Linked DNA regions of Homo sapiens: regions 1 and 3 are each linked to region 2. A link is a contact called in ENCODE Hi-C or POLR2A ChIA-PET data. All regions are on one chromosome and are shown on one strand. The core of a region is the stretch at or near the end of the contact, and the rest is flanking DNA. Distances in the headings are between cores, read along the strand shown.

Region 1 (2,700 bases), core at 62-2,561, 41 kb before region 2:
TGGGGTTGGATTCTGGAGGTTTTCTGCTGTTGGTTCTCTCTCTCCGTGGAGATCCATGGAGGAGTTTTCCTGAGGCCCCAAAACAGCTCTTTTGCATCTTTGTCCTTCCACGGCCTGCTTCCCATGAGGAAGAGGTGAGGGCCCCCTGCAGACAAGCACAGAGGCCCTGAGCCTCCCAGCCTCTTCCCTGCCTTCAGCAACCACCCCACCCAACCAAAGTCTTCATTAGCTAGAAGTTGTGAATGGTTTAGGTAGCTGTTTGGGAGGATTTTAATTTTTAATTGAGCCTTTCTTTTTTTTGGTTGGTTGGTTGTTTCTGAGACAGGGTCTCACTGTTGCCCAGGCTGGAGTGCAGTGGTGCGGTCATGGCTCATGACAGCCTCCAGCTCCTGGGCTGAAGCCATCCTCCCACCTCAGCCTCCCAAGTAACTGGGATTACAGGCACACGCCACCATGCCTGAGTAATTTTTTTAAAAAAATCTTTGTAGAGACGGGTCTTGTTATATTGCCCTGGGTGGTCTTGAACTCCTGGCCTCAAACAGTCCTCCCATCTCAGCCTCCCAAAACGGGATTACAGGCATGAGCCACTGCCCAACTGGGCCTGCCTTATTTTTTAATACATGCTTTACAAACCTCCTTTAAAGCTTCTTAAGTTGTGGGACCTGTAATATTCAGGCCAGGAAAATAACAGCCTGTAATCCTAGTCCACAGCCACTTCTGATAGTTGCCTTCCAGCTCTTATCCACGTTCATTAATACATTTGGTGTGTCCTCAGCTAAAGGAACAAAGGCCTGTTTGGGGGGATTTTTCGCATCAGTCAAAGGGTAGGGATTTGGGGGTTTGGGGTATAGAGTTTCCACTGAAACTTGCTGCAAGGAAATGGAGCAGGAGACTGGCCAGCTGCTTGGGTTTCAGGAACTGTTTATGAACGGCCTTACTTTTTAACTGTTACATTGCAGATCCTTTCCAGTTGTTCTGATGGGGTTTGGAGAGGGAATGGAGGTCATGTGTTTGTTGTTTACCCCATCCTCTCTACATTGCAAAAAGACAGGGAGGGGATGACCCATGCTCTGGACGGTCAACCTAAGACAGGGCAAAGTCAAGGAACAGTTAATAAGAACGGTGCTGTGCGGTGTTAGGCTGTGTATCAGTTACCCCTAAATCAGGCCGGATACCCATAGCAATTCTTGACATAGCTTCCCATTGCTCTGCCCTGCTGAAGTTAGGAGGTTTCTGCGAAGCAGTTGGCACACTTCGCATGAGGGTGGAAACCCGTAGCTAGAGCCAGCCTTCAAGATTCCAGCTGGATGCAGCTGCAGCTCCCGGGGCCTCTCAGCTCCTTGGATTTGTTGATTGTATCATGATCCCGTGATTCAGTCCTGTTGGGAGGCAGGTGGCTGGACATTTATCTGGGGGCAGAAAAAGTGTCAGAAGTAGGAGAAAGAATACACAAAAAAGACCCTAAGGGGAGGAGAGGAAAGGAGCCAGAGAGAGCCTGCAGACAGCAATGTAGGAAGCCCCATTCCTGCCTTCCTATGAAGCTGATCTTGGCCTGCTCAGCGAATGCCTCAGAAGACAGGAAATCCCAAGCCTGCAGTCTCGAGAAAAACATTGGAAACGCCTGCTGCGAATCCCAACAGGGCTCGCGCTATGTGTTTTTCTAAAGTCTGGTTCATGTCTGCAGTGCTTTTGACCCCTTTTGCACTGTCTGTTAAAGCACTTGTCGCCATAGGAGGGGGCGGGGGAGTGAAACTGACCAGATGTGACTCGCCTCAGAATTGGGGGCAAGAGGTGAAGCTGGTGTGAGGGGAGGGGCTACTTGCAAGGGTCCTTGTTGCAGGGAAGAGGGAAATAGGGTCCAGAAGCTGGGATCGTCATGCCAACTCCACCACCAAGTACTAGGCTGGGGTCTGATTTCAGTTTAGTTTAGGGCTAGGTACAACCTAAGGAAACTCCCAGACTCTGCCTTCACCCCCTACGTTTTATTCACTTGCAACAGCCAAAGGAATCTTCTTCGCACATGAGTCAGATTGTGACCCTACTCTGCAAATACCCTTCATGACTCCCTGTTTGACTCAAAGCCCCAGTCCTTCCAACAACTACAAAGCCCTACGTGATTTGATGTCCCCAACTCCAACGTTGTATTTTCCAACAATATTTCCAGTCCCGTATACTCTTCTGTAATGTGATCTTGCAGCTTTCCCATCAGAAGGAATCGGATCCCCCTCCTCTTGAACCTGGGTTGGCTGGAATGGCACATGTGTAACCCACCAGAACAGGACAGAAGTGACGCTGGCGGGTAACCTCCAGGTACAGAGCGGAGGAAGCCTTGCTCTTGGGCCACTCTCTTGGAATGTGGTTGCCATCCGTGAGGACCCACGCCAGATACAGAGGTCCCACATTCCAGTGAAGCCCCGTCTTCACGTCCTCCCAGCCCAGGAAGCAGACAGGTGAGTGAAGACCTCTCCAGAGCAGCAGTGTTCATAAGGACTTTCTGTGTGACGGGAATGTTCGGTATCTGTGCCGTCCAGCCTAGTGGTCGTTAGCCACATGTTAGCTGGGATTTAGATAAAACATGGAACACTGCCAAATTTGAATTCCATACAACAAATAATATAGTGTAATACATACCATGCAATATTTGGAACATAGTTATTCTAAAAAAAAATTTGTTGATTATTTAAAATTCGGATTTCACTG
Region 2 (2,700 bases), core at 47-2,546:
GTCTCTACAGGGGCTAAATCGGGGGAGGACACAGTCCAAGGTCAAGAGCATCAAGCAAAGAATTAGTCAGCAGTCAGCCTAGGAGTCAGGCTGTTGTGTCAACTGCATTAACCCAGAGGTCAGAAGCAAAGGGACTTACAGAAAAATTCTAAGAACAGAACAAAAGGATTTTTTTTTAAACTCTTCATCAAGATTCCCCAAATATTAACATTTTTGCCACATTTGCCTTACTGTTTTCTCTGTCTGTGTGTACAAATATATATATTTTTCTGAATCATAAGAGAGTAAATTGCAGATGTGATGCCCTCTATCTCCCAAAGCTTCAGTGTATAATTCCTAAAAAGTAAAGGACATTCTGCTACACAGCCACAGTGCAGTGACTAAGTCAGGAAACGAACACTGATTCAATACAATTAGCTAATCTACAGACCGTATTCAGATTTAGATGTCACCAACTGTCCCAGTAATGTCCTTTATAGCAACACAATATCCCAGATCACGTGCTGCAGTTGGTTGCCCTGTCTCTAATCTCCTCCAATCGGCGACAGTTCCTTGGGCTTTCTTTGTCTTTCCTGACCTTGACATTTTTGAAGAGTCCACGCAGTTTTCTTGTAGAATGTCCTTCAGTTTGGGTCTGCCTGATGTTTCCTCATGATAAGCCTCAGGTTGTGTATTCTTGGCAAGAATACTGGGAAAATGATGCTGTGTTCTCAGTGCATCAGATGAGCGGGGACATGAGGTCCCTTTCTTAGTTTGGGAGAATAAATTCTGATGAAAAATATTCCCAGTGAGAAGGAAAATCGAGAGGATCTCAGGAGGCTGGTGTGGTTTGCACAAGCAACTGTGCTTCGCTCACATTTTCAAAGGACAGAAGCAAAGGGTGGAAGGCAGAGAACTCCACTCAGAGAGCGAGAGAACGGAGAGAAGAGCGGCTGAAAAGCTGGCTCCAGAAACGAGCTGAGGCCCTGAAAAATGCTGAAGGCAACCAAATAGGCTTCTAAATTGCTTACTTAAAAAACACTCATTCGTTTTCCTGACAATAAAAAATAGAATGTGGTCATTGTGGAAAATACAAACGTATAAAGAAGGAAACAGTAACTCCCTGCATCCTACACCCAGCTGTAGCCACGGCTAATATTTTGGGTATTTTCCCTCCCCACCTCCAGGAAAGGTTTTTAAAGCTGCGCTTGGAGCATGAAACAAAATGAGAAAGACTTCAGCTTCTCGGCGTGGGGAAGGTGATGTCATGCCAGCGGGGGCGGCGGAAAGGGCTGCCTGTGCTTCCCCTTCACTCTCGGGACGCGGCTGTGGGCTGGGCAGGAGGGAGCCAAGTCTGGGGTGCACTGGGGAGCCCAGAACCACTGCTATGCTCTGCAAAACTCTGAGGCGCTTCCAAAAGTTTGGAGCTGGGCATGTATTTTACTGATTTCTAAAAATCGTAAGCGGTTGTTCGGGGGGAGGAGAAGGGTGTTGGGGTGACGGGGTGTCCGCGCTGGAGACTCAGCTGTGTGCGCCCTGATTCAGACGAGGGAGGCCTTCCAGGTGGGGGTGGGCAGGGAGCTTCTGGGGAAGAATGCATCCTGAGGGCGGAGAGCTACAGGGTAAGGGGGCCAGGCTGTCGGCATTAGAGGGGTGTCTGCGTTTGGCTGCAGCCCAGCCCGCAGGCTCCAGAGTCTGGGAGCCGCGAAGGAGCCGCCCTTATCAGGCAGTAGGGCGAGCTGCCCCAGGGGACAGTCTCTGTGCTGAGGGCATTCCTCGACCTGGGTCGTGGCGCCTACTAGCAGGGGGTTCCAGGATTCCCAGGGCAGAGCTGTCCGGTGTGAGGTGTCCAGCTGGCTTGAGGCCTGTGGCCCTGAAGGCCGGGTGGGCCAGGAGGCTGAGAGGCAGCCACCTTTAAAGGGAGCCAGAGCAGGGAGGGAAACGGAGCTCTTCCCCTGCCGTCCTGGCGCTGTTCCTGCCAATAGACAAGGCAGATGTGTACAATGATTATAGTCTTTTTGTTTGTTTTAAGAGACAGCCTTGCTGTGTTGCCCAGGCTGGAGTGAGTGCAGTGGCTTGTTCATAGCTCACTGCAGCCTGGAACTCCTGGGCTCAGGGGATCCTCCCACTTCAGCTTCCCAAGTAACTGGGACTACAGGTGTGTGCCACCATGCCCTGCTAATTTTTTTTTTTTTTTTTTGAGACGGAGTTTCGCTCTTGTTGCCCAGGCTGGAGTGCAATGGCGGGATCTCAGCTTACTGCAACCTCTGCCTCCCAGGTTCAAGCGATTCTCCTGCCTCTCGGCCTCCCGAGTAGCTGGGATTACAGGCATGTGCCACCACTCCCGGCTAATTTTATATTTTTAGTAAAGACGGGGTTTCTCCATGTTGGTCAGGCTGGTTTTGAACTCCCGACCTCAGGTGATCCGCCTGTCTCGGCCTCCCAAAGTGCTGGGATTACAGGTGTTAGCCACTGCACCCAGCCACCCCACTAATTTTTAAATTATTTATTTATTTAGAGACAGAATCTCACTCTGTCACCCAGGTTGGAATGCAGTGGCACCATCATAGCTCACTGCAGCCTCAACCTCCAGGGTTCCAGGGATTCTCCTGCTTCAGCCTCCCAAGCAGCTGGGACTATAGGCGTGGGCCAGCCCATCAGACTAATTTTTTTTTTCAGATCCTCACATCTCAGATGAACATCCAGCTAATTTTAAAAAGT
Region 3 (2,700 bases), core at 4-2,503, 39 kb after region 2:
GCCCCTTTCCAATGTGACTTTGTAGCTTCTGGGGCTGATTTCCAGTCCTTGAATCAGGGATGGCCTTTTGACTTGACTTAGCCATTGGAATATGTTGGGAGTCACCTTATGACAGTTCCAAGCCTGGGCCTCAAGAGGCCCTGAGTACTGCTGCTCTTGTCTTGGGAGCCTGTTGGTTACCATGGATAAAGCCCAGGCTACTGTGCATAAAGCTCAGGCTATGCTGCTGAGGATGAGAGACCACGTGGAGCAGAGGCATACTGTCTCAGCTGAGCCATCCCAGATCAGACAGGCCCAGCAAACCCAGCAGCTGACCAAAGACATAGGAATGAGCCCAGCTAAGCACAACCCAAATGGCTAATATGAGGACTCATGAGCTAAATAAACAATAGTTATTTTAACCACTACATTTTGGAGTGGTTTGTTATGCAGCAAAAGCTGATACACCATCTTTGCATTCAGAAGTAGCTTAGCTTTTGACTGGAATGTCCATCTCTATCTGAGTGAGATATAGATAGCTTCATATTCCCTGCTATCCATCAGCCAAGAGCAAGAAGACCAAGTGTCAGCACCATTGGCCCTCCCAGCACGTAAGTTCCAGTAGAGTCTTACATCTCTCCCTAAACACAGCCTACAGGAACCTGGAAGATGTGGACGTTCTGGCTCCCTGATGGAAGAGTTGGACAAGAGGCATGGAGTCTGTGTCTATACACCAGAGTTAAGGTGAGCTCTCCTTGCCTTTGACTTTGCCTGTGCCGTGAAGTCATGCGGCTGGAGCTGCTCTTTTCCTATTAGTCAATGAAGACTTAACTGCCATTTGTGGGAAATGTCCAGCCAGGAATGGGAAACTCACAAATTCTTCTCTTTTCTGCCCCATAGAATTATTATTATTATTATTATTATTATTATTACTATTTTTTTTTTGATAGGACAAGAGGATCCTAATGTATCTGGGTTGGGGAAGAGAGAAAGAGCTGTGTGTTAAAGCTAACAATAATTTTCTACTTTCAGTTCAAGAGTAAAATCTCTCCTGTAATCTGTGAAGGAGTGTGTGAAAAACAAAACAAAACCCAACCTGCCCTCCAGGTTTGAACTGTAGAAACTCTGTGGTAGAAAAAAAAGGCATTCTAGGGAAGAAGAGAGGAAGCAGGCCATGAAACAGATTTGCAGCTGCAGGACGTGGTGGTGTGTGGTTCCCCTCTAACCAGCTGTGTGACCTTGGGCAAATCTCCCGGCCCCACTGGGACTGCATATCACATGGGGCTGGACTAGAGAACCCCACTCCCTAGAGGATACAGTATTTTTATGAGGGAGAGCTGGAGAGGCTCCTGACTTTTGATTGTTTACCCCTGGAGGTGTGTACAACCACGTGCCATTGACAGACAATGTACCCATTGTATGACAGGGAGGTAGTGGTGCCTTCCCCAAGTTATAATTGGCCTTGGGACACAGTCAGTACATACACACCCAACATTAGACACTCCATCACTGAGCAACTCAGTGCCTCTCATTCACAAGCTGTGTGATCCTAGGAGGTTATTCCACTTCTCTGATCTTCCATTTCTTTCTGTCCCTCCCTCCCTCCCTCCCTCCCTCCCTCCCTCCCTCCCTCCCTCCCTCTCTGTCTCCCTCTCTCTCTCTTTCTTTCTTTCTTTCTCTCTTTTTCTTTTCTTTCTTTCTTTTCTCTCTTTCTCTCTTTCTTTCAACAGGGTCTCACTCTGTCACCCAGGCTGGAGTGCAGTGGCATGATCTCGGCTCATTACATCCTCAACTTCCTGGGCTCAAGTGACCCTCCCACCTCAGCCTCTGGAGTAGTTGGGACTACAGGCATGCACCACCATGCTTGGATAATTTTTTTTTATTATTTGTAGAAATGGGGTTTCACCATGTTGCCCAGGCTGGTCTTGAACTCCTGGGCTCAACAGATCCTCTGGCCTTGGCCTCCCAAATTGCTGGGATTACAAGTGTGAGGCACCACATCCAGCCTGATTTTCCATTTCTTCCTCTAAAGTGTCATGTCATGTGAAACTTTTACAATGCTGGATTGTAAGAAATATTGAATGAAAAAACATATATAGTGATACTGTATGATTCAATACATAGAACATATACAGAAGCTTATTTTTATCTATTCACTTACAGGAAATCATGTTGACCAGAAGGTCTAATTTGGCCTCAAGCAGCCACACTACACTCAGACCTTCTGGGATTTTTCATTTTTCAGTTTCAGGACTTTTTTGTTCAGTTATATGTGTACTGGAACAATCTTTTTTTTTTGGCTATAATTTTTTTTAGGTTTTATGGAACACCCTTGGTGCTTATCTCAAAGGGTTATCAAAAGGATTACATGAGGCCAGGCATGGTGGCTCACACCTGTAATCCCAGCACTTTGGGAGGCCAAGGCAGGTGGATCACGAGGTCAGGAGATCGAGACCATCCTGGCTAACATGGTGAAACCCCGTCTCTACTAAAAATACAAAAAATTAGCCGGGCATGGTGGCGGGCGCCTGTAGTCCCAGCTACTTGCCAGGCTGAGGCAGGAGAATGGTGTGAACGTGGGAGGAGGAGCTTGCAGTGAGCCAAGATGGCGCCACTGCACTCCAGCCTGGGAGAAACAGCGAGACTCCATCTCAAATAAATAAATAAATAAATAAAATAAAAAAGGATTACATGAAATAATCCACCTAAAGCATGAAGGTT

The links. A loop is a pair of places that touch in the nucleus more often than their neighbours do. ChIA-PET counts read pairs that join two places held with the same protein, here RNA polymerase II (POLR2A). Pooled maps may share reads with other maps.
Region 1: a loop to region 2 is called in a map of heart right ventricle, with 2.7 times the contacts of the local background. The contact joins two enhancer-like sites. A Hi-C loop is called at or near these places in 14 of 168 maps with a recorded cell type or tissue (B cell, Caco-2, GM12878 and 10 more), 24 of 37 single-sample maps with no recorded cell type and 24 of 50 pooled maps. POLR2A ChIA-PET finds 5 or more read pairs at or near these places in 5 of 52 experiments (AG04450, H1, OCI-LY7 and 2 more).
Region 3: a loop to region 2 is called in a map of B cell, with 2.6 times the contacts of the local background. The contact joins two enhancer-like sites. A Hi-C loop is called at or near these places in 18 of 168 maps with a recorded cell type or tissue (B cell, GM12878, HepG2 and 14 more), 30 of 37 single-sample maps with no recorded cell type and 20 of 50 pooled maps. POLR2A ChIA-PET finds 5 or more read pairs at or near these places in 9 of 52 experiments (AG04449, AG04450, BJ and 5 more).

Annotation. Positions count from the first base shown.
Region 1 is chr20:17,935,807-17,938,506 of GRCh38, reverse strand. No RefSeq gene overlaps it. Among named protein-coding and RNA genes, the nearest start is that of SNORD17, 26 kb to the left of the region's middle. Within about 2 kb of position 1,311, at least 21 of the 41 ENCODE cell types and tissues checked have a DNase peak (open chromatin) inside an H3K27ac peak, as active enhancers do; they include ascending aorta, heart right ventricle, ovary and 2 more, where a contact is called at or near this core.
Region 2 is chr20:17,894,352-17,897,051 of GRCh38, reverse strand. No RefSeq gene overlaps it. Among named protein-coding and RNA genes, the nearest start is that of SNORD17, 67 kb to the left of the region's middle. RefSeq lists enhancers at 1,072-1,211, 866-1,542. Within about 2 kb of position 1,296, at least 26 of the 41 ENCODE cell types and tissues checked have a DNase peak (open chromatin) inside an H3K27ac peak, as active enhancers do; they include B cell, ascending aorta, heart right ventricle and 4 more, where a contact is called at or near this core.
Region 3 is chr20:17,854,909-17,857,608 of GRCh38, reverse strand. No RefSeq gene overlaps it. Among named protein-coding and RNA genes, the nearest start is that of SNORD17, 110 kb to the left of the region's middle. Within about 2 kb of position 1,253, at least 11 of the 41 ENCODE cell types and tissues checked have a DNase peak (open chromatin) inside an H3K27ac peak, as active enhancers do; they include B cell and mammary epithelial cell, where a contact is called at or near this core.